Linked DNA regions of Homo sapiens: region 2 is linked to region 1. The links are chromatin loops, found by intact Hi-C in ENCODE. Cell type or tissue: IMR-90. All regions are shown on one strand. Links, peaks and the distances in the headings refer to the core of each region. The heading gives the core; the rest is flanking DNA.

Region 1 (12,910 bases), core at 1,594-9,593:
CTTATACCAGAGACTCATTCATGTATACCACAGCTTTATAATAAACGTTGATTAGAATGTTTTTCTATCTCCGTGTTCTTCAAAATTGTCTAGACTATTCTTGACCCTTCTTCACTGTGAGTTTAGGTTTAGGTGATCATATTTAACCAAAAAAATGCATTTGGGTTTTTTATTAGAAGTGTGTTGAATTTATGGATTAATTTAGGAGGCTTGGTATCTTGCTGATACTTAATCTCACTACCCATTTACATGGTATATATTGCTTGCATACTTGGGTCTTTTGTTTTCTATAGTAAAGTTGCTGGAAGAGGAGGAGGGGAGGAAAGAGGAGGAGAGGAATGCACACATATGGGTGTAGGAGGCTCCCTTCTGAAGGGAGGCTGGAAGGAGAAAGATGTGGGGCTAGGATGTGTGGGGCATGGGTCAGAGGTCAGAGGCACTGAAACTGCAGCTGAATGAGAGCAGCCTCCTTTCTCATTAGGTGGAACCCCCAAAATGGGGGCAAGGTCAGTGGGAAGAGCCAGGGAAGAGTTAGGAATTATGGATATCAAATTTTACTCAATTCTTGGTGTGAGAGAAGGTGGAGGGACAGGCAAAATGAGGGGCCCAACAGCACGTGGGCCGAGTCAGAGTAAGACGAGGAGCTGGGATCCGTGAAGTGTAGGTGGCCAGGGGCAGGGAGTCTCAGCAGGTGTGGAGACAGCAGGGGCAGGCTGGGTGCCACTGCAGTTTGCCATGTCTTACTTTTTTTTTTTTTTTTTTTTGAGACGGAGTCTTGCTTTGTCACCAGGCTGGAGTGCAGTGGTGCGATCTCGGCTCACTGCAACCTCCACTTCCTGGGTTCAAGCCATTCTCCTGCCTCAGCCTCTCGAGTAGCTGAGACTACAGGCACAAGCCACCATGCCTGCCTAATTTTTGTATTTTCAGTAGAGACGGAGTTTCACCATGTTGGCCAGAATGATCTCAATCTCCTTTTTTTTAATTAAAAAGTAAACTTTAATGTCGAAAATGCAGACTTGGGGAGGGCAGAAAGATCACACACAAGGCTGTCACTTCACACTTGGAAGGTTGCACAGCAGCGGGCAGAGACGCTCCTCACTTCCCAGATGGTGAGGGGGCCGGGCAGAGGCGCTCCTCACTTCCCAGACGGTGCAGGGGCTGGGCAGAGGCGCTCCTCCCTTACAAACGGTGAGGGGGCCGGGCAGAGGTGCTCCTCACTTGCCAGACAGGGTGGCGGCTGGGCAGAAGTGCTCCTCACTTCCCAGATGGGACGGCGGCCAGGCAGAGGTGCTTCTCATTTCCCAGATGGTGAGGAGGCCGGGCAGAGGCACTCCTCACTTCGCAGACAGGACGGCGGCAAGGCAGAGGCGCTCCTCATTTCCCAGACGGTGAGGAGGCCGGGCAGAGGCACTCCTCACTTCGCAGACAGGACGGCGGCAAGGCAGAGGCGCTCCTTACTTCCCAGACAGGGCGGCGGCTGGGCAGAGGCACTCCTCACTTCCCGGGCTGTGAGGCGGCCAGGCAGAGGCACTCGTCACTTCCCAGAGAGGGTGGGGGCCTGGCAGAGGCGCTCCTCACTGCCCAGACGGTGCGGTGGCCAGGCAGAGGCGCTCCTCACTTCCCAGATGGTGGGGCGGCTGGGCAGAGGCGCTCCTCACTTCCCAGATGGTGGAGCAGCCGGGCAGAGGCGCTCCTCACTTCCCAGATGGTACAGGCAGAGATGCTCCTCAGGTCTCAATCTCTTGACCTCCTGATCCACCCGCCTGGGCCTCCCAAAGTGCTGGATTACAGGCGTGGGCCACCACGCCTGCCCTGCTGTCTCTTCTTTCTCCTCCTAAGCAGCTCTCTTAGTCTCCTGAATTTTGATGTTCTACTTAACAACCTCATGTTCTTACGCATGTTGCCCTGCTGGAGGCGTCCTTCTCTTTGGGAAGCCTGACCCACCAACAGTGCCTCAGGAGATAGACATGGAAGCTTAGCCGGTGGGGGCCCCTCATCTCTCTCCCACCTCAGTTGCAGGGGAGGGGTCGGTTGCAGCTGCAGCGGTGGCCCCGACAGTTTTCTTTTGCGGGACCTGTGGCCGGCAGCTCTGGGTGGAGAAGACCTACTTGATCCAAGAGCTGCAGGATCCTTGGGCTGCATGTCCTCCCCCACCATCAGCAAGCCTGGAGAGCTGGGCAGGTGGTCTTTACCCAGCACCTTCAAGGCCGCCTTCTCTGGCCACAGGGAGCAGCCCGGAACTGGGGCAGGGAGCACTGTTGGAAGTGGGTCAGGCTTCCCAAAGGGAAGGATGCCTCCAACAGGGCTGTGTGAACTGGCGACTCCATGGCCCTTGGAGTAGAAACTCACTGCATGCACCTGGGCCTTGTCAGTCTGGTTGTTTTCTGTCAAGCTCTTGAGGTGGACATTTCCCTCCAAGGGCCTGGGATTGTACCAGGAGGAAGTGAGGTTTCCCTGAGTCTCCAGGGGCCTAGAGGTGGAAGCTGCTTCCCCATTGCTACAGGGGCCCCTTTTATTGTCCTCCTGCCCCTGGGTCTCTACCTGGTCTTTCACCTCCGTTGCTTCTTTGGGCTCTTCTGCCCTCACCTCCATCTTCGGGAGCCTGGCTGGGATCACCTGCTCATCTAATGAAGGAAGTTGAAGGTTAAACTTGCCTCTGAGACAAGAGATCCTCACGGGGCTGAGGTGTCCAAACATCCTGGAGTTGCGAGCAGACAGCACGGGTTTCTTCCTTGAGGGGGGGGCTCCAGACCACAGGAGGCAGGACCCTCTGTGGGGTGCCCGTGTTCCGAGGGATAAGACACAGCCTCACAGGGGCGCCATCCCACCTGACTGGAAAAGAAGGCCCAAGATGTCGCTGACGGTTGAAGAGGAGTGGGAAACGGCCCCAGATTCCCGGGGCAGGCACAGGTGCAGGAGCCGCGGGGTGAGCCCGGCCAGCTGGGAAGGCCTCACGGACAAGACGAGCAGGTTGCCGGTGGCGTGGCCAGGACCTGCGGTGGAACCAGGAACAAAATATGCTTAGTGAGTTGCCCATTTTGAGCGAGTTGTGCACAGACGAAACTAAGGGTCAGAAGCGGAGAGGATACTCCGAAGTCACCCACTTCTCTGTGGCCGGGTGCACACTGGGCATCTGGGAGTTTATGACATCACTATGGGGCTGGTGACAGAGCCAGGGTGTGAAGGAGTGCTTAGGAGCCCAGCGAGGGTGCCTACAAGAGGAGTCAAAGGGCAAAGGGTGAGACCCTTCCACCAGTCCCCCTGGACTCTAGCCTCAGGGACGTCCTGCTCCTGGGGGCAGGTGTGTGGCCCTGGATGGGCCCCCCTGTGGGGCTGTTGGGGGTGCGGGGCTGATCCGCCAGAGCCATGGCGCCTGGCCCAGGTGCTGGCTGGCACCCAGTGGCCCTGTCTTGGACGGCCCTGTCCCCCGGGTTACAGGGCCAGAACCTGGAAGCAGAGCACAGGACCAGCCAGATCCTGCCAGGCTCCCCCGGGGCCTTTCCAGTGCCTCTGTGCCGCCTGGAGCAAGGCCCGCCTTCTCCATGGCTGCCGTGGCCTCAAGGGCCACCAGCCTTGCTTCGCAGGTTTCCAAAGAGAGGACGCGGTGCCCTGACCTGACTGGATGCGCCTCTTACCACATGCCTCCCTGGCAGGCAGGGTCTCCGCTTTTTACAAATTTGCCTGAGACCATTCCTCAGGTCATTCAGGTGGTCATGGCCCAGCCAGGCTTTGAACCTGGGCTGTGCGATTCCACAGCTGGCGTTCTGGCCTGTGTGCCTCATGATCATGGATACAGCATCTATTCTTATTTTTTCCTGTAGTTCTGGGGTACTTAGCACCGTGGCATATCTGTAATAAGCACGTGCACACCTCGAAGGAGGTCTTCACTTCAGCATAGAAGTTGACCATGGCATGCTCTGGGCTCCAGTCTTCTACAAAGATGTAGGGCAGGAACTACCAGTTGTCAGCACAGCACCATCCCACATTGCTCTTCTAATGGAGCCTTTCACCCCAGATGTTCTTTCTCGTCTGATGGGAAGGATCCACGTATGTAAAGATTATGTTCTAGATCAGCTTTGGTCTGTCCTAAAAGAAATTTGCCAGTGGATTATTCCATATGGATAAAAGTCAGTTTCTCTGGTCTTCCTGGAATGTGTCTAGAAAGCAAATACATTATTTACGAGTTCATAGTAGATCAATATATTGGATTAAAATATGACAAACATAATTTGGTCATTGTGAGCATGCCAGCTCGGTCAACTATTCACCACACATGATGCCCTAAATATAACTCTAGGTTTTCTTATGCCCAAGAGAGGGACATACTCTTGGGTGTCTGGACTAGGGAAACATGTATGAAAAACCATTTGGCCACTCTACATCTTGTTATTGGAGAATCAAAACTATCTATATTCAAAGATATTATTAAAAGGTAAGAAGTTAACTTCTGTCATTTTGTTAATTGTTTTCTGGTTGTTTTGTAGATCTTTTGTTTCTTTTTTTATTGTTTGCTTTATGGTTTGGTGAGTTTCTGTACTGATAAGCTTTGATTCCTTTATTTCATTGACATATCTGGTGTAATTTTTTTCTCTGGTTACTCTGGAGCTTACATTTAAAAATGTATAGTTATGATAGACTATTTAAAGCTGATAAAAATTTTGATCACACACGAACCTGCTATACTACCCCCACATCCCTTGTCAGTGCACAAAATTTGTACTTTTTTGCCTTAATTTATATTGTTCTGTATTGGGTGTTTATTAATAACTCATTGTAGATATAAATATTTTTGACTATTTTGATGTTCAGCTTTCTCAAGGGTGATTTGAAAGATTCTAAAGCATTAATTTCAGTAATGTAGAATTCTCAGTTTGAATATGAATTTACTTTTAACAGTTAGGTGGATAGTGTCCTGTTTTTGCATTAGTATTCTTTCACTTGCGATTGAAGCACTTGTTAAGCATTTCTTGTCAGGCTGGTCTTATGGTGATGAATTCCATAAGCATTTGCTTGTCTGGGAAAGACTTTATTTCTTTAATTTCTGATGGGTAGCTGTGCTCAGTACAGTACTCTTTGCTGACTGATTTCTCATTAGCACTTTGAATATATCATCCTCATCTTTCCTAGCCTTCAAGGTTTCTGCTGTGAAAACTGATAGTCTAATGGAGACTTGCTTATTTGTGATCTGATGCTTCTTTCTTGCTAATTTTAGAAGTTTTTCTTTGTGTTTGACTTTTGACAAATTGATTATAATGTGCCTTAGAAAAGGCCTTTTTGGGTTGAATATGTCCCTTTAAGCTTCACGGAACTGGATGTCCGTATCTCTCCCAAGAATTGGGAGATTTTCAGCTATTGTTTTGTTAAATAAGTTTTCTGTGTCTTTGTCTCTTTTCTCTGTTTCTCTTCTATATTTTCAAAATCTGTTATCTTAGTATCATGGCACAAGTCTCATAGACTTTCTTTGATTCTTTTTACTCTTTTTTTCTCCTTTTTTCCCTCAGTCTGGGTTATTTCAGAAGTCCTGTCTGCAAGTTCAGAAATTCTTTTGTTTGATCTAGTGTGCCATTGAAGCTGTCAGTGGTACTTTTTAATTTAATTCATTCAATTCTTCATTCCTAAGGTTTCTGTTGGTTTGTTTTCTTTTTTCTTTTCTCTTTTTTTTTTTTTTTTTTTTTGAGACGGAGTCTTGCTCTGTCGCCCAGGCTGGAGTGCAGTGGCACGATCTCGGCTCACTGCAAGCTCCGCCTCCCAGGTTCACGCCATTCTCCTGCCTCAGCCTCCGGAGTAGCTGGGACTACAGGCACCCGCCACCACGCCCGGCTAATTGTTTGTATTTTTAGTAGAGACAGGGTTTCATCCTGTTAGCCAGGATGGTCTAGATCTCCTGACCTCGTGATCCGCCCACCTCGGCCTTCCAAAGTGCTGGGATTACAGGTGTGAGCCACCACGCCTGGCCTGTTTGTTTTCTTTAATGGTATCTATGTCTTTGTTGAATTTCTCATTCAGGCTATGGCTTGTTTTTTTTTATTATTCGATTAAGTTTTCTCTCTGTATTCTTTTGTATCTCATTGAATTTTCTTAAGATCAATATTTCAAATTCCTTTTAAGGCAATTTGAAAATTTCCATTTATTTAGGGTAACTTTGTGAAGAATTATTGTGCAACTTTGGTGGTGTCAAGTTTCATTGCATTTTCATGCTTTTTATCTCCTATGTTTATATTTATGAGACTGTTGACACGGTCACCTGTTCTAATTGTATAGAGTGGCTTATGTAGAGAAAGATTTTCACCTGGAGATGTGTCTTAGGGTGTCAGTTGGATGGGCTGCATCTGCTTTAGTTCTAGGAGGACACAGTAGTGTAATATCTGTGCTTTTCTCTTGCCTGTTTTTTTTTTTTTTCTTTTGCTAGTATCCATTTTGGTGATACCTGTGAGTGTCTTGGTGACCTAGGCTGTAGGAGCATGTGCAGTTTGTTTTTCTGCTCAGGACTGGGGGCTGGGGGAGAAGGCGGCGGTGTCAGGAAGCTGCATGCCTATCTAGTGACTGTGTTACTGAGTCACAGGGGTTGGTACACCAGTTTGAGATGGGACTCCCCTGGAAACACTCGCCTAGCTGTGGATTACTGGGGCTGGTCTGCAGGTTTGAGATGGGGATCACCTAGAAACACCAGGGCCAGTTGGTGAGCGCACTGATGGCACAATAAATCAGTAATCGGTCCACAGTTAGAGTGTTGCAGTCACTAGGATGTGGAAGGCAAACCTCTTTGAGAGTTTGTTTCTAGGATATAGACAGCAGTAGCTGCTTTCCTGGAGAAGGCTGTTGTAATGACAGGGTAGCCCCTGGGATGGAAGGAGGCAGTGACCACTAGTTCATGGAACAGAATATACTCAGCTATGGCTTGGCTTTCTAGATGGTGCTATATGTGGGCTCCTTCTCTGGGGCAGTATAGCCCTGTGGGCATCAAGCAGCTTCCTAAACTAGGCTGCTAGAGATGGGGTTTCACCATGTTGGTCAGGCTGGTCTCAAACTCCTGACCTCTGGTGATCTGCCCGCCTCGGCCTCCCAAAGTGCTGGGATCACAGGCGTGAGCCCCCATACCTGACCTACCTTTTTTTTTTTTTTGTTAAGAAACTTGCTTATGTTGTTCTTTATTTTCTTCTTGACTTTTTTTTCCCCAGGTTTCCTTACAGTCATGCGTCACTTAATGACGTAGATACGTTCTGAGAAATGTGTTAGGCAATTCCATTGTCATGCAAACATCATAGAGTGGACTTACACAGACCTAGATGTGTAGTGTGTACCTATAACCTGGTACGCACCTAGACTATATGGTATAGCCTATTGCTCCTAGGTCACAAACTATACAGCATGTTACTCTACTGAATACTCTAGGCAGTTGTAGTAAAATGGTATTTGTGTATCTAAATATATTTAAGTATAGAGAAGGTACAATAGGGCCAGGCATGATGGCTCATGCCTGCAATCTCAGCACTTTGGGAGGCTGAGGTGGGCAGGTCACTTGAGCCCAGGAATTTGAGACCAGCCTGGGCAACATGACAAAACCCCTTCTCTACCAAAGAATCCAAAAAATTAGGTGGGTGTGGTAATATAGGCCTATAGTCCCAGCTACTTGGGAGGATGAGGTGGGAAGATGGCTTGAGCCTGGGAGGTGGAGGTTGCAGTGAAACAAGATTGTGCCACTGTGCTCCATCCTGGGCAACAGAGCCAGACCCTGTCTTAAAAAAAAAAAAAAAAAGTACAGTAAAAATACAGTATTTTACTCTTATAGGACCACTGTTGTATATGTGGTCCATTTTGTCAATTGAGATGTTAAATGGCACGCGACTGTATATCCATTAATTGTAGGCGATTTGAGACTGGCTCTCTGAAAACACATCTACACTCACTGTGCCCAGGCCTGGAATAGCTCCTGTCATGCCTTTGTGTGGATTAGGGGAAGGTACTCTTCCTCCAGCAAGTGCAGCAGCCTGGTGCAGACCTTGGGCTGTGGTGCCGATCCCTGGGTGCCCCTAACAGGACCCCAGCTCATGCAGCAACCTTGCTCTGCCCTTTCTTCTGGCAGAGTTCAGATATAGGATAATGTGTCCTTAGATAATTTAGTGGTTATATTTTTATGACTTCATTAGTATTATTCATTAGTTGGGCCAATGTTATGAGGCTATATTTTCTTTATTGGATACTTTTGTTTTCCCCAGAGTTAATCATTTTTGTTTGGTTACTTGATTGGTTCTACAGTGGTCTTTATGTTGTTTGCCTCTAGGAGCATAAAACTCCATTCAGAATGTTCACACGTTAGTTATCTATTAGATTCACTTTCTTTGTTCTTTCTCCTGCTCCACTCCTGACTGGTTGTTATATGCAGCTGCTACACAGGGTGGCCCTGGAGTGTCCCATCACCATTAGCTTGAGAATTTCCTTTCTCTGTTCTGCATTGGCTATTTCCTGTCTCTTGGTTTACAGTAGATTATAGATAGATTTCAGAGAAGGGTCATGGAAGGTGAATTTTTTTTTTTGAAACCTACACATCTTAAAATTTTTTATTTTTACCCTTTTGCACTGTACTGATTGTTTTATCAGTTTTATTGATCTGTTAGACACTTCCTCAATATCTGGTGATTGTTAACATCCCTTCTTTTTTTTCAATATGCACAATATTTTTATTGTCATCAAGAACATTATGTAAATTGTTTGCAGAAACTACAAGAAAATTGAAGGTTGTTTTGTTGATAGTGAAAGGCAATGGAAGGGCACTGTGGATCAATAAGGCTGAGGGGCGAGACAAAGAGGGCAAAAATCTTTACTGAGCTCTCGGGCGAGGTTCACTGGTCCGCAGGGGGAGGGCCAGGGAAGTCGCGCTGTGCCAAAGGTGCAGAGCGCTTTTATGGATGCTGGGTGAGGAGTGGGCGGGGTAGGGGCGGGATAGGTTGAGTTTCGTGCTTCTGAGTGTGACACGCCCTAGTGGGCATGCGCGTTGGTCCGGGTGGCGGGAACAGGAAAGGTGAACCCGGAAATGCTGAGTCAGGGTACCCGATGTGGCTGTCAGGATGGCGGGAATAAGCGAAAATGCCAAGTCAGGGTAGCCAAGATGGCTGCCGAGATGGCGGGAACCGGTGAATCCGGGAATGCTGAGTCAGGGTAGCCAAGATGGTTACCGATCGCCATCTTGGAGTCTTCACCGGAGTCCAATCAGATTACATTCAGTGTTACTTTTCTTCAATTTATGCAATACCTATTTACATTCAATACTGAGTTGACACAAGAGTAAGCGAATTAACTTAGATTTTTTTCCTTTAGACAGAAGCCTTATTGATATATAATCTATTTACCATAAAATTTACCATTTTGAAGTGTAAGGTTTTTTTCCTTTAAACAGCAGCTGTATTGATACGTAATCTATATACCATAAAATCTGTCATTTTGAAGTGTATAATTAAGTGGTTTTTAGCATATTCCCAGAGTTATACAACTATCACCACCATCTAATTCCAAAATATTTTTATCACCCCAAAAGAAATCCCAAAGCCATTAGCAGTTACTTCCCACTCCTTCCTCTGCCCAGGCCTTAGCAACCATTTATCTACTTTATGGACTTGCCTATTCTGGACATTTCACATTAAAAGGAATAAACAATACTTAGCCTTTGTTTCTGGGTTCTTTCACTTAACATAATGTTTTCAGGACTCATCCACATTGTAGCATGTATCCGTACTTCATTTTATCACCAAATAATATTTCAGTGTATGGATACACACATTTTGTTTATACATTAATCAGTTGATGCACAATTGGGTTTTTTCCCTCGTAAGAGTATATGAAAAAATAAAAAATAATAAAACTGCTATGAAATAATGTGTACACATTTTTGCATGGGCATAATGTTTTAATTTTTCTTGGATATATACCTAGGAGTAGGATTGCTGTGTCATGTGATAACTCTGTGTTTAACATTTTGAGGAACCCCCAAACTGTTTTCCAAAGTGGTTGCATCATTTTATATTCCCACTAGCTACATATGAGGTTTACAATTTCTTCACATCCTTAGCAATGCTTATTATTTTCTATTTTATTGTAGCCATCCTAGTAGGTGGGAAGTGGGATCTTATGGTTTTAATTTGCATTTCCCAGATAACTAATGATGTTGAGCACCTTTTCATCGGCTTATTGGCCATTTGTATATTTTCTTTGGAGAAATGTCTACTTTAATCACTTAGCTGTTTTCAATTGGGGGTTCTTTCTATCATTAAAACTGTAAAAGTTCTTTATATATTTTGAATCCTAGTCCCTTGTCAGATATATGATTTGCAGATTTTTTTTTTCATTCTGTGGGATTTTATTTTACTTCTTTGATAGTGATCTTTGAAATTCAAAAGTTTATTTTAATGATGTCTGACTTCCCTGTTTTTCCTTTTGTTGCTTGTACTTTTTTGTCATCTGTAAAAACTTTGGCTTAATCTAAGGTTATGAAGATTTACTCTTTCCTGTCTTCTAACAGTTTATAGTTTTTGCCCTTACATTTAGTGTGTAATTCAAGTTAATTTTTGTATATGGTGTGAGGTAGAGGCCTATCTTTATCTTTTTCCAGGTGGATGTCAAGTTGTCCTAGCACCGTTTGTTGAAAAGACTATTTCCCTTCTGAGTTGTCTTGTTGAAAATCAGTTGACCATAAATGTAAGGATGGTCTATTTTCAAGAATGACACATGAAAATGGTCATTGAGAGCCCTGTTAAAATGGGCTTGGCTTTTTCTTCAGTTTTACTGAGGTATAATTGCTAAATAAAAATTGTATATATTCAAGATGTATAATAAGATGATTTTATATTTATATATATATACACACACACACATTGTGAAATAATGACCACAATCAAATTAACATATCCATCACCACATTTAGTTACCATTTGTGTTTTAGAGGGGTGAGGATGGGGTGGGCTTTTTGACTGAGGGGCTTGCACTAGGATAATCAGACAGGGACCTGTTCGTTTATTTGAGGGGACCCCCAAACTTAGTATTTATAGTTTTTATTCTCTTGGCTTTGTGTTTCCCAGGAGAGGAGTCCTCTAGTCTATTACTTTGCAGGTAAAAAGCTGCTTTCCACCATTTGGGAGCTGAGTTGAAGGCAAGAGGCCCAGGGTCTTACCATTCATTATGTAACTCACACCTAATTTTTGTCTTCAGAACGGCACCCCTGCCTTCACTCATTCTTAGGACTTCCAGTTTATACACAGCCTCTCCAGAGAGCACTTCTTCAGGGTGGAGGAGGGGAGTGACTGCCTGTTGTCTAGGCACCCAGCCAGTCCTCCTGTTGTCGGCCTTTCCCGTTTTCCAGTGTTTAATGGAAGCTGGTGCCCCAGTTTGGGAGCATGTTTCAGGCGTTGCTGCTTGGCTTTTCACTGCTGGCCTAGGCTTGCCTTTCTCTTTGATCTCTTTGACTTATCAAATACAACTTATCCATTTGCTTTCCAGTTTCCCACATTTTGTCACCTTTCTCCTTGTTCTGGTCTGGGTGGGTTTAGACCTTTAAACTTTGTAGGCATTTTGCATTTGCTTTCTGAGTGTGCTTTCAGAAGAGATCAAGGGTTGAGGTGTTTTTTAATGTTAGCTGATATTAAGTGGTATGAAGAAATATCAAAGCAGGGTCAGTAAAGAGAGGTAGAGTTGCTGCATATATTTCTTGTTCATTTCTTTTGACTGCTACATATTCTTCTGTGTATACAGCCACCAAATTTTACTTCTCCATTTTCCTCATGATAGACACCTAAACCGCCCCCATTTCCCACTGCTGCAAAGAATCCTCTGATTAATATTCCCTCATGAACCTAATATTCCCTTGAATTTCTCTGGGGGTATAGAACCAGGAATAGGATACTGATATATGCCTGCCTAATTTTCCTGTAGGACTTTTCTGTGTCATCTATGGTCCCCTGAGATAGTATATAGGAATTCAAGTTTTCCCTACATCTCTGTTTAGCAATACTGTTTGCTTTGGATTTCTCTTAATGTTTGAGCCTTTGAGCATCACTTCATCTACTTTTTAGCTACTGGAGTCTTCTGCTTCTTTGAATGCCTCTTCATATCTTTTACCTGTTTTTTTACTGGATTCCCAGTCTTTCTTTTGATTAGCGAAGGTTCTGTATACCTTGTAGATTTTAATCCTTAGTCAATTTTTGAGTTAGTACTCTGTTACATTGATTCTAAGACACATACTGTTTTTCCCTAGTTTAAAATCTTTGAAGTGGGGATGAATCTTAAAGCTGCTGAGAGTCACTGATGAGTCATTGTCAGCCAGGAAGGTAGTTTGTGACATGGTTGTCATTGCTTATGTACCAGTGAACTTCGTGGTGGCGGGCTTACTGTCAGCACTCCAGTTGAAGTGTATGCCCTGCTGGTCAATGAGGCAACTGATAGCCGGAGAAATGGCCAGACCTGCAGAGCAGAGGCAGAGGATGACAAAAGGCTTTGAAGATCTCTTTGTCAGACTTCCTGTTGCCTTTGGGTAGTATCAGCTTACTTTCTAGAAACATGTGATTTAATTGGAAGGACGATAAAACTATGAGGTTAGTTCAATAGGAAAGTTGCAGCATCAGAACTTGAGAATGGGTGACAGTTAACATGTCAGATAATCTCAGAAATCATAGTGGAGCATGCTGGTAAGAAATGCCAAGACACTGCCAAGAGCAAGGAGAACATGGTATGAAAACTTGTGGTATCAGTGACTTAGAGGAGAGGGACAGAACTCAGTTAAAGAGGTTTTAGGAATGTCTTGACTTACATTTTCCTTTTCATAAGTACAAATGTAGTGTAACAAAAATCTGGGTCTAAGAATGTATAATAGACCTTTGCATTAAGCATAAACTAAAAAGCTGCACATGACAAGAAAACATCATTG
Region 2 (12,910 bases), core at 1,706-9,705, 52 kb after region 1:
ATATTTTTTTAGGAATAAATCTTGTAAGGTGAAAGTGCTGGGGAATATGTAACAGATCTTGTCTTCAGAGTTACTGAAATGTAAGATGTCTGCTTTTTCTCTTTTAAAGAATCCTCGCAAGGCTCGTGTAACTCGGCGTTTCATTGTAGTAGAAGGATTGTATATGAATACTGGAACTATTTGTCCTCTTCCAGAATTGGTAAGCAACCATGTTCAGCTGTAATTTTAATATTTGGACTATTTGACAGATGTGCCTTTTGTTTATGACCGCTTTTAGTGTATAACGTCTGCGTTGCTTTGCGCATTAGGCCTCATAAGCATATTTTGCTCAGATCAGGGAAGAAGAACAACACTGAATGCCAGTGCTGGCCTTCAAAGAGTAATCAAGACTGCTCTGTTGCCCAGGCTGGAGTGCAGTGGTGTGAACACAGCTCACTGCAGCCTTACCCTCCTGGGCTCAAGTGATCCTTCCACCTTAGCTTTCTGAGTTAGCTGGGACTACAGGCACATGCCACCACACCTGGCTGATTTTTCCCTTTTTTGTGGAGTAGGGGTCTCACTGCGTTACCCAGGCTGTTCTCAAACTCTTGGGCTCAAGCGATCCTCCTGCCTCAGCCTGCCAAAGTGCTGGTATTACAGGTATGAGCCACCACACCTGGCCAAAACTTAGCTTTAGCTTTTTTTTTCTCCCCCGCAAGACAGTCTTGCCCTGTCGTCAGGCTGGAGTGCAGTGGCGCCATCTTGGCTCACTGCAACCTCCTCCCCGAGGTTCAAGCAGTTCTCCTGCCTCAGCCTCCCGAGTAGCTGGAACTATAGGCGTGCGCAGACACCCCCAGCTAATTTTTGTATTTTTAGTAGAGACGGGGTTTCACCATGTCGGCTAGGATGGTCTCAATCTCTTGACCTCATGATCTGCCCGCCTGGGCCTCCCAAAATGCTGGGATTACAGGCATGAGCCACTGAGTCGGCCATACGTAGCTTTTAAGATCCAGCTTTATTTAGGTGAAATCAACGTATAAAATACACCTACTTTAAGGGTAAAGTTTGATAAGTTTTGACAGATGTATATACATCTGTATCACTGCAGCCATCCACCACCACAGTCAAGATACGGAATATTTTTATGTAAGACAATGTTTATCCAGAAAGAAAACTTTATCCAGAAAGCTTCCTGATGCCTCTTGGTAGTGAGTACCCATGTTGGCCCCAGACAGCCATTAATCTACTTTCTATTCCTGTAGATTAGTTTTACCTTTTGTAGAATTGCATATGAATGAAAGCATAGCTTGCTTTTTTGTTTTTTTGTGTTTTGTTTTTTGTTTGAGATGGAGTTTCACTTATGTTGCCCAGGCTGGAGTGCAATGGCACGATCTCGGCTCACCGCAACCTCTGGCTCCTGGGTTCAAGTGATTCTCCTGCCTCAGCCTCCCAGGTAGCTGGGATTACAAGCATGTGCCACCATGCCCGGCTAATTTTGTATTTTTAGTAGAGACAAGGTTTCTTCATGTTGGTCAGGCTGGTCTTGAACTCCCAACCTCAGGTGATCCACCCTCCTTGGCCTCCCAAAGTGCTGAGATTACAGGCGTGAGCCACCACGCATGGCCAAAACTTAGCTTTTTAATAGTGAAAGCAGCATAACTGTTTTTAGAAACCATGACCATTGAGATTTCCTTTATTGAGGTGAAATTCACATAACACAAAATTAACCAATTTAAATTGTACAGGACAGTGACATTTATTACATTTACCATGTGTGCAACCATCAACTTTAGGTCAAAAACCTTTTCATGACTCACGAAGAAGACCTCAAACCCATTAAACAGTCACTCCCCATTTTCTTCTCCCTCTAGCTCCCAGCAACTACCAATCTGCTTTCTGTCTCTATGGATTTACCTTTTCTGGTTATTTCCTATAAATGGCATCATATAATATATGACCTTTTCTTTCTGGCTTCATTCACTTGATGTTTTTAAAGTTCATTAACATTGTATACCATGTATCAGTATTTCATACCTTTTTAATGCTGAGTTATAGTCCATTGCATGGATAATACCACGTTTTGTTTTATATGTTCATCCACAGATGGATATTTGGGTTCTTTCTACCTTTTTGCTATTGCAAATAGTGCTGTTGTGAACATTTGTGTACAGGTATTTGTTTGAATTCCTGTTTTCAGTTCTTTTATGTATATATCTAGCAGGGTAATTGCTGGATTATATGGTAATTCTGTGTTTAACTTAATAAGGAACTGACATACTGTTTTCAACAGCGATTGCACCATTTTACATTCCTATCAGCTATATACCAGGGTTACAGTTTCTCTACATCTTTGTCAGCACTTATATTTTCCAGGGTTTTTTGTTGGTTTGTTTTAGCCACCCTAGTGAGCATGAGGTAGTATCTCACTGTGGTTTTGATCCTGTTTCCCCCAAATGGCTAATGATGCTGAGCCTCTTTTCTTGTTTTTTTTTTTGTTTGTTTGTTTGTTTGGCCATGCGTATACCTTTGGAGACATATCTATTCAGGTGCTTTGCCCATTTTTTAAATTGGGTTGTTTTTTTGTTTTTAAAAGAATTCCTTGTATATTCTGGATACTAGATGTTTATCAGATACATGATTTGCAAATATTTTCTCCTATTTTGTGGGGGTTTGTTTCATTTATTTGATACTGTCCTTTGACACACAGTTTTTAAAAATTTTGATGATGTCCAGTTTATGTGTTTTGTTGTTGCTTGTGCTTTTGTGTTTTATTTTAAAATCTTTGTTTAATCTGGCCGGGCACGGTGGCTCACGCCTGTAATCCCAGCACTTTGGGAGGCCGAGGCAGGTGAATCATTTGAGGTCAGGAGTTCGAGACCAGCCTGGCCAACATGGTAAAACCCCGTCTCTACTAAAAATACAAAAAAATTAGCCGGGTGTGGTGGTACACGCCTGTAATCCCAGCTACTCGGGAGGCTGAGGCAGGAGAATTGCTTGAACCTGGGATGTGGAGGTTGCAGTGAGCCGAGATCACGCCAGTGCACTCCAGCCTGGGCAACAGAGCGAGACTCTGTCTCAAAAAAAAAAAAATAATAATAATAATCTTTGTTTAATCCAAAATTATCAAGATTTATTGCTATGTTTCCCCCTAAGAGTTTATAGTTTTCAGTCTTACATTTAGGTCTGTAGTTCATTTGAGTTCATTTTTGCGTATGCGTTGATGAAGAGGTCCAATTTTATTCTTTCACAAGTGGTTATCCAGTTTTGCCTGCATCATTTGTTTAATGTTTCCCCATTGACTGGTCTTGGCACCCTTGTTGAAATTAATTGACCATAGATGTATGGGTTTATTTCTAGACTCTATTCTGTTTCATTCTTCTATATATCTGTCCTATGCCAGTACCACACTGTGTCAATTATTGTAGCTTTGTAGTGAGTTTTGAAATCAGGACATGTGAGTTCAACTTTGTTCTTTTTCAAAATTATTTTAGCTATTTGGGGTCTCTTGAAATTCCATTTGAATTTTAGGATTAGCTTTTCCATTTCTGTAAAAAGTATTGTTGGGATTTTGGTGGGGATTGCATTGAATATGTAGTCACATTGGGAAGTATTACCATCTTAATGATATTAAGTCTTCCAGTCCATGAACTTGGGATTTTTCCATCTATTTAGATATTTCCTTCAGCAATGTTTTGTGATTTTTAGTATATACGTCCTGCACCTCTTTGGTTAAATTTATCACTAAGTATTTGATTTTTTTATTCTACTATAAATGGAATTGTTTCCTTAATTTCCTTTTTAGATTGTTTACTGCTATTTATAGAAATACAACAGATATTTGTGTATTGCTTTTGCATAATGTAACTTCTGCTGAATTTATTAGCTCAAATAATACTTTTGTGGATCTTATTCTATGTATAAGATTACACCATCTGTGAATAGAGATAATTTTACTTGTTTCTTTTCAATTTGGATGCCCTTTATCTTTCTTGCCTGATTGCCCTGGCTAGGACCTCGACTACAGTGTTGACTACAGGTGGCGAAAATGAGCATCTTTGTCTTGTTCCTGATCTTATAAGGAAAGCTTTCAGTCTTCTACCATTGAGTATGATGGTAGCTGTGAGTTTTTTATAATAACCTTTTATCAGGTTGAGGAAGTTCCTTCCCATTTTTAATTTATTGAGTGTTTTATCATGAGAGGTTGTTGGATTTTGTCAAATTTTTTTTCTGCATTTATTGGGATGATCATGTGGGGTTTTTCCCCCTACATTCTTCTAATGTGTATGTAATACATATTTGATTTTTCCATGTTGAACCACCATTGCATTCGGCCATTGAGATTTTAATCTAGGAGTCTATTAATTGAATAAGGATTCAAAATAAGGGTTCCATATGTTGTTTTTAAATGTTTTCACTATTTCTGAGGAAATCTAAATATATTTTAAGTATCAATAGAAGAGATGTATTTGTTTTCTTCTTTTTGTTTTTGTAAGAGTGTCAATGGTTGATAGAATAATGGGAGGGAGGTAGTGAACCAGAAGATACTAGGACGTATATTATAGGGCTACAGTAATGAAGCAGTGCTAATGGACAGATACGAAACTAAAGATGAAGTGTAGGAACAGCTCAAGTGTAGATAAGCACTGAAGCTGGGCATGGTGGCTCACACCTTTAATCCCAACACTTTGGGTGGCGGAGGTAGGAGAATCACTTGAGCCCAGGAGGTCAAGGCTGCAGTGAGCCATGATCCTACCACTGCACTCTAGCCTGGGTGGCAGAGCAAGACTCTGTCTCAAAAAAAAAAAAAAAAAAATCAGTATTGTGCTGTCTTTTGTTAAGTGAATCATTTTAGACCATCTAAAGGACAATTGATTCTCATCATTCACCCTACTTATATTCTATAAAGTTGCCATGAACACTGGAATAAGAAATACTAAACTATTGCTGCTAGGGCAAATAATAGGGTTAGGTTCCTCTGAGCCTCTGGTTACAACATTTTCATCAACCAGTTGACACAAAACTTGCTTTATGTGTATTTTTGTTTAAAGGTGTCTTATTTAATGTCTGTTGATTCATTGCACTACCACTCATGCCTGAACAAAGCTTCTCTAACACACAAATTTTCTCCATAAGGGACATCACAGCACTAGGAGTAATAGACGGCACTTTAGCATGACACTTGGGGGCGACTCTAAATAGCAAAATCACCAACAAAAAGCACAGAAGTCCAAAAAAGTGGCAGTAAATAGGCCATGAAAAGGGTAGTTGTTCACAGGATCAGAGCTGAAACAGTCGCCTGTTCACCCTCACCTGGGAAAACACGTGTCAGGTAATTCAAATTCTTCACTGCTCTGCACATGCACATATCCGTGATGACAGGAAAAAAGTATTGATATGGAGGTTGCAAATAAGTTTTAATAAGTAGATGAATTTGCACATATAGAATTCACAAGTATTGAGAGTCAGCTGTACATACTTTTTAATCTTAATTTTTTTCTCCATAATATGTTCTATATGGTGCTAATCATTAGTATTTTAACGTTTATATAACACTTAGGTTAAGTTAAAATACAAATACAAAGCAAGAATCTTCCTGGAGGAAAGCCTTTCATTTGGAGTCCTAGGAGAGCATGGCCGAGGAGTCACTGAACACTATGGAATCAATGTAAGTTCCCCTTTTTTAAGAACGTTTCCCCTCTTATAGGAGACATGTAGTTCCATTCTGCTAGGCCTATATTTTTATAGGCACAAGACAGTGTTCCTTATCAGTTTGAAGGGTCACGAAACTTTGGTGTCTGTCACCTCAGTGAGCCCAGGATGAGTCTAGTCAGCCAGACCAGGGAACCCCATCTTCCTTCTGCACTTATAAACTCGGAGTGGGTAGTCATGGTTTGTGCTCTGTTTGCAAAGTTTCATTCGAATAGACTTTTAGTGTCTCTTCTCTAGAAATGGTTAAATTTTGCCTTCCAATTATTTCTTAAAATCATTAGGAATTTCCTGAGTGGTCTTTTCAGAAGTATTCATGACGGCAGAGAAAGGATACTGTTTCTGGTGTTTAAAAATCTGTATTCTATATAATGTGTTTGTGGGAGGTAGATACAGTTACGCGTGCGTGCGTGTGTGTGTGCATGTGTGTGTGTGTCAGAAACACCACTGGCATGCATTCAGCAAAACCTCTTAAAGTCCCAAACAGAATGAGGTGTCATGTTTCCTTTTCTGAGGGAAATGGACCCAGACTGCCCGCAGTGCCTAGTGGGTTTTGCTCCTGGAGCCTCAGGGCAGAGGAAGTCAGCCAGTCTTGAACAGCTGTCTTACCAACCACCATGGGAAGAGTTACAGAAAGCTTTTTCTCCAAAACATGCGCATAAGAGCTGTGCAACCTGTGTTACAGAGTTGAACTATAAAACGTAAAATTGCCTTACATTATCGACATCCCGCTAACCATATAGTCCCAGAGAAAAATGTAAAGCAGAGTGAATATCCCGGGAGGTTGGATGGAAGCACCTCCTCCAAGGCAGACTGACATTCAGCAGTTACATGCACCGAGGAGGTAAATGGAATAAATGGAAAGATAAATGGAAGTGTAATTCAAGCAGATTTAGCAGTACACTACAGCCTTTTTTAAGGCATGAAAATTTTTATGGAGGAAAAAACTTGAACTTCACTGTTGTAGTTTTGTGAATGCTTCCAGCAGTTGTCACTTTGGGAAATACTGTGAGGAAATACTCACAAGCGCCTGAGAGTAGAGAGCAGAATGTACGGGCTTTATTTGGATCCTGATTCAAACAAATGCTGTTAAAAGAAAATTTGGTGAGACAATCAGAGATATCTGAACACTGAATATTTGAATATATTTAACATCAAATTTAAACTTAACATTTAAAAATTGTTAATGTCTTAAGTATGATACTAGTTTTGTGATTATGTTTTGAGAGAGTTTTTATCTTTTAGAAATACACAGTGCAATGTTTATAGATGAAACCCCATGAAGTCTGGGACTCACTACAAAGAAATGATGAGGGTGGTAGGGGATATAGGTGAAGCAAGGTTGTCCTTGAGTTGATAATGTTTGAATCTGGGTGATGGGGATTCTTTGTTCTGTTCTACTTTGTTCAGGCTTGAAATTTTTCATAATGAAAGGTTTAAACATGCTTTTTAAAAAGGGCAGGAGTGCAGAGTTTCTCAAAACTCTGCTGGATCTATGAAACACTAAGGAAAACACTAGCTGTGTTCTGACAATCCATTAACATGGCCATCAGTAAGTAATGATTGAATGCCTACTGTGTGCCCAGAATGGAACTTGGTGCTGAGGGCTGGACCCAAAGATGAGGACCGAAGGAGTTCTGAGTGGTCAGAAAGATGTAGGACTCAAAGCCCATTAGGTCATTTTAGAGCACATTAGGTTCTTCTGCTGTCCAGTTGGTCAAAGATTCCATCGCCATGACGTTTGGATAAATTGACTTATGAAATGCTGAGAGGCAAACTGAATACAAGAATAAAGTGCTCAAAACTTCGATAGACTTTTTATTTATCTCAGTGCATCCCATGAGGAAGGCCAGCTAGACCACTGTTTTAGCGAGGAAATAGTCTTATTTTGTACCTGTGACTACTTTTAATATCGAACAGCTTTGGGTTTTATTTTCTTATAATTTATTTGTCTTTGCTGTGAGTTAATTTGTCATGTATAATGAAATGGTAAAAATGTATAAAATGAGACAGTTTCAGATGGGCCATGAGACTACAGTTCATTCAGCGATAGATGTTATATGGTTTATTTTTTATTTTCATGTAGATAGGTAGTTTGAATCCAGATATTAACAGACAGTTTAATGCTGTTAAATTTTGTCTCTAGGCTTGAAGTTGGCCTTTTTTTTCTTTAAACTGTGGAATAACTGTCACTCCTCCTTTTCCGGCAGATTGATGATATTGATCTTATCAGTGCCAACATGGAGAATGCACTTGCTTCTATTGGAGGTTTCTGCTGTGGCAGGTCTTTTGTAATTGACCATCAGGTGGGTTCTTTTTAAAAACAGGAGCTAAAACTGAAACTAATTTCTCCATTGGTCACCTCAAAATATAATTTTGAAATACGAAATTTTACTTAGTTTATCACACAATTTTTATTTAAATGTCAATTTTTAAAGAATCACTCAAAATATTTCTATTTAGAAATGATCTCACATTTAACAAAAAGTCTTGTTGCTGTTACACGTATAATGTTTATTTATGGCTGGATCTTACCCCCCTCACCACATGTACACACTGTTCAGTAGTTGTTCTAGAGAACTGGTGCCTTTCAAATGTTTACCTAGAAAGGACAGAGAATGTGTATATGTCTTCATTTGTTTCTTCTCAGCGACTTTCCGGCCAGGGATACTGCTTTTCAGCTTCGTTACCTCCCCTGTTAGCTGCTGCAGCAATTGAGGCCCTCAACATCATGGAAGAGAATCCAGGTATAACCCTTTAAAAACCCAAGGAATCAAAGAGATTTCAGGTTACGTTAGTTGTGTTACTGATTTACTTACTGGAGAAATTATTTGCCAGACAAAACTGGTTTGCAGTTACATTATATGGCATTCATAGGAAGAATGGCAGTGAAGAAGCTATTCCTGCCCCAAGGACTTGGGGTCAGAGCTTTTCTCCTGTGCTTGGGGCCAGAGCCAGAGCCAAAGCAAGGCTAGCTCAGATAGTGGGTGGAGATGCTGGGAGGACGAGGGGCTCTCAGCCAGTTCTGGGCCTAAACGTTCCATTGGTGTAAATAAGCCAGTCTTTATTTGGTTAATAGTTTTTTGAGAAATCAGCTGAAGCATGCTGCTTTTTTATCTGTGCAATTTTATAAATATTGTGAGTTTTCACCTTTAGCCTTTGAATCATCAGTTGGTACTGAGGCCAAGCCGGGTTTACCAGCAAAGAACTTACTCAGTGGGAAAAATAAAAAGTCTACTAAGAATTTAAAATGTGGCCTTTGGCTATGACAGTGCCACCTTTGCAAAGCTTAAAACGGAAAGGGAGCAGCAGGCCCTACCCGGTACAGTATTTCTGAATCTTCATCACTGATACTAATTCAGAGAACCAGAAAATGTGTGTCTCTGTGCTCATTCATATGCTTGCTTCTCAGATGGCCTGGCACGCCTACCTTCTGATCAGATACTTTAGTTTTGGGATTTTCCTTGAATAAAAAAGGAAAATATCAAGAAAAGATTGTAAAAATTACTTTACTATAGTTGATTTTTTACCAAATTGTTTAGGATAAAGAAATAAGCAATAAATTTGTACCCTTTGATTCTTAGCCAGATTAGGATCTTGATGAGAACAAGAGGCATTGATTGTTCTTGAAAGCATCATTCCAGGTTTGTTGAAAGTGGGATACTGAGGTGAGAAGGGGCCAGTTAGCACGCACCAGAGACAAAGCTTGGGCCTTCAGGGGAGTATGGGTTCTTGGCTCTGTTAGTATGTAGAAGGATTTGTAGCATTTTAAATTGATGAACTTGATCTGGGTCTTCAAAAATATTTTTAGGTTAGTACTATCATAAGTTTCAAATAGACTCTCAAACGTATTTTTTTCATCTAGGTATTTTTGCAGTGTTGAAGGAAAAGTGCGGACAAATTCATAAAGCTTTACAAGGGTGAGTTTTATATATTTTCAACCAACATAAAGTTTATCTGCACCACACTTAACAACTAATGGAAAGTTTTAAATTTCTAGGCTTGGGTCAGTTTGACCAGATTGCAGCTAAGAAACCAAAAACTTAGTTCACTCACATTGGTTTATTTGTGTAAAACCAGATCATCTGTTTTAAAGAATCGTGACTTTGTTTTTCTGAAAATGAAACAAACTCATTAATAAAATATTACAGCAGTACAGAAGATAGAAAGATGAAAATAACAACCCAACATCTTACCACCAGAAATAACCAGGGTAAACACTGAAGCATCTCTCCATGTCTGCACACACAGGGATGCCATTATATATTATGTAATTAGATGACTGGGTTCATACCATCTGTGTTACTTTTTAATAAATTACTAAGTTTTAACACAAGAAAAAGAAACAAGTGAAATTTTATCAGTGTTTTTTTTTTTTTTTTTTTTTTTTTTTTACTACACAAGAGTCACTTTTTTTTTTTTTATTATACTTTAAGTTTTAGGGTACATATGCACATTGTGAGGTTAGTTACATATGTATACATGTGCCATGCTGGTGTGCTGCACCCACTAACTTGTCATCTAGAAGAGTCACTCTTTAAGATTCCTCTGTAGTTAAAAAAAAAAAAAAATGGAGGTTGGTGATATCTCCAGGCACATTTCTGGTCTTATATAAAGTGATTTCACATTGCCCGAGGTCTTTCTTTTTGCCTTTCCTAAGGTTAAACATGCTTTCTTGGTCATGAAAGTCCTATCTGTGTTCCGGATATGGAAACTGGAGACTTAACTGAAAGAAAAGGACAATTGATAAATGAGTACATCACAGCTGTTCCAGATAAAGAAGGGGCAGAGACATTAAAGTTCTGGGTGTGTCTGTGTGATAGTAACAGCAGTTCTTGCATGATTTATGGTAGAGAGATATATTTGTATTGGTTCCAGTTCCATTGGTTTGTGAAATATTAATATGCCAACACAGCCTAGCATATTGGAGTCACTGGAAATGCATCAGTGCTAGCCTTACATGCCTTTCACTCTATGGTGTTAACCTGCCTTTTTCTAAGTCTAATCTCCACTTACCCCAGCTGTATCACACTTTTTCTTTCCAAAATTCCTAATCCTCTGTCTTCACTCCCCTCACTTTTAGCTAACAGCCTGGCCTTATGCTGTCACTTGGGACTCTGTCATATTTCCTGACAAATCTACACACCTGTGGGTATCTGAACCAGTCTTCCCTCCTGTAGACCAGTAAATGTTGCTCCAACTACCACAGGCCCTTTTTTTAAGGACTGAGTGCCTTTGCTTGTCCCTGCTACTTTGTCATCAGCCTGTCCCCTTTCTTGTGTTATTTGATTAGCAGTCATGTCCACTTTAAATTCCTCTTGCCTGTCACCTGACGTTTCCCTCTGCAACTCCCCATGTCTTTGCTCCTCTCAGTAGCTATCATCTCCACGTCTTCACTTACACTGGCAGCTCTGAGACCTGGCTTCTGCTACTGCCCTTCGCCTGGACTGTTTTTGTGGAGGTCTCCACTGACTGCTGAATCCAGTGGACCATCTTCAGAGCTCATCTTCTTGATGTCCCCATAGTTTTCAGCACAGGTGACCACTCTTTCCTTCTTTGGACTCTGCTACACTGCACGCCTGGATTTCCTTTTACATCTTTGAATGGCTCCATCTCGGTCTCCTCTGAAGGCTTTCTTTCAACACCTTGCTCTTCAAGGCTTTGTCTGTGCTTCTCTTTTCTTCTCATTACCTTCTTGAAGAATTGCCTTCTCCCACACCTGGAGCTCCACATCGTTTCATGACACCTGTATAGAGACAGCTCCCAGCTTCGTATCACCACCCTGGACCACTGCAGCTGCAGGTCTCACACCCAGTTGCCTACTCAGTATCCACAGTTGGAAGACTCCATGGCACCTCACAGTAAACACACATTCATAAGGGTCGCAGGGGCAAACCGTGCTGGTATCTAGATGGTTACAGAGAACAGTAAACAAAATAGCAAAGAGGCCAATGTGACAGGAGGAAAGGAGTGGGAAATCTGGTGGAAGATGAGGGCTGGGTCATGGGCCATCCGCACACAGGGACTTGTGAGCCGTGATGAGGACATTGGCACACAGAGGAAGCCCTGGCATGGTTTTGAGCAAAAAAGTGAAACAGCCTATCTGATACCCTAGCAAAATTACTTTTGCATGGTGTGAAAAAATACATTGAACAGCAGTAAGAACAGAAGCAGGGAGACCAGTTAGGAGATTGACGCAGGTGAAAGGTGATAGTGACTCTGACCATGTTGGGAGCCATGACCTGCGAAGTGTCTGGATTCTGGGTATCTTCTGAAGGGAGAGCACACTGGATCTAGCAGAAGTTCATATGCAGGGTGAGTGAGAAAGAGAAGACTCCAGGTAGAGCTCAGGGGGTTTGGTCAGAGTAAATAGGTAGAGTTGCTAATGAGTGAGAGGGACAGAACTGTGGAGAAATACCTTCTGGGGAAGGTCAGCAGTGGTTATGTTAAGCCCAAAGTGCCCATCAGACATGGAGTGCAGAGCAGCAGCTGGATATACAAGTCTGAAGTGTGAGGGAGAGTACTGAGCTAGAGATAAATGTTTGAGTCTTGGGGTATGGATATTATATGAAGCATTTCAGTGTGAAGAGGTCAGAAACTAGCAAAGACTAGTCTGAGAAAGAGTGGCCAGTGAGGAAGAGGCAGGCTGGAAGAGCCTAGAGTCCTGGAAACCAGGGAAGAAATTGCTTATGTAGGAGGTCAGCCTGTGACATGCCGCTGCTGACAGGCCAGACCAGATAACAGAACACTGATCCTTTGACTTCGTTATGTAGAGGTATTATGACTTGGTGAGTAGTTTCAGGGGAGTGTGGGGTAAAATGCCTGCTTGAAGGAGGTTCCAGACAGGTGGACACGGCCTAGATGACTGTTTTGAGGAGTTTTTCTCTGAAGAGGGACTAAGAAACAAGATGGTGGCTGGAGAAAGAAATTGGTCAAGAGAAGAATATTTCAGTTTAAGATTACTGAGATCAATTTCTGAATAACATCTGGCTAAGTATAAAACATCCTTTCTCCTACTGGTTGACAGTACTGTATCATATACCAGGTTCCCATTTGTACCTAGATCTGTTTTTAAACTGTCTCTTCCATTCCATTGGTATATTTGCTCATTCCTCAGACTCTTTTGATTTTGTCTGTTTTTATCACTGTTTTGGAATACAGGTTTATCACTAGTGTCTGTTTTTATCACTGTTTTGGAATATGGGTTTCTCCAAAATTATTGCTA

Evidence for each region. A loop is a pair of places that touch in the nucleus more often than their neighbours do. Peaks named below come from ENCODE experiments on the same cell type or tissue, not always from the same donor. Only the 100,000 strongest peaks of a DNase experiment are listed, where the experiment ranks them.
Region 2: it touches region 1 in a loop (2.2-fold over the local background); 1 of 110 quality-filtered maps calls a loop at or near these places.

Annotation. Positions count from the first base shown.
Region 1 is chr9:92,094,327-92,107,236 of GRCh38, reverse strand. The region is part of intron 3 of SPTLC1 (serine palmitoyltransferase long chain base subunit 1); the gene reads left to right. It also overlaps the pseudogene LOC100420896. Among named protein-coding and RNA genes, the nearest start is that of SPTLC1, 15 kb to the left of the region's middle. RefSeq lists an enhancer at 3,473-3,973. In IMR-90, for the core only: no CTCF peak of the experiment used is centred there; a DNase peak (open chromatin) is centred at 6,536; H3K27ac peaks cover 690 bases.
Region 2 is chr9:92,042,694-92,055,603 of GRCh38, reverse strand. It overlaps SPTLC1 (serine palmitoyltransferase long chain base subunit 1), which reads left to right. Exons shown (of 15, transcript NM_006415.4): 8 at 110-199; 9 at 5,537-5,644; 10 at 7,896-7,991; 11 at 8,336-8,432; 12 at 9,551-9,605. Among named protein-coding and RNA genes, the nearest start is that of SPTLC1, 66 kb to the left of the region's middle. In IMR-90, for the core only: no CTCF peak of the experiment used is centred there; a DNase peak (open chromatin) is centred at 6,133; H3K27ac peaks cover 1,312 bases.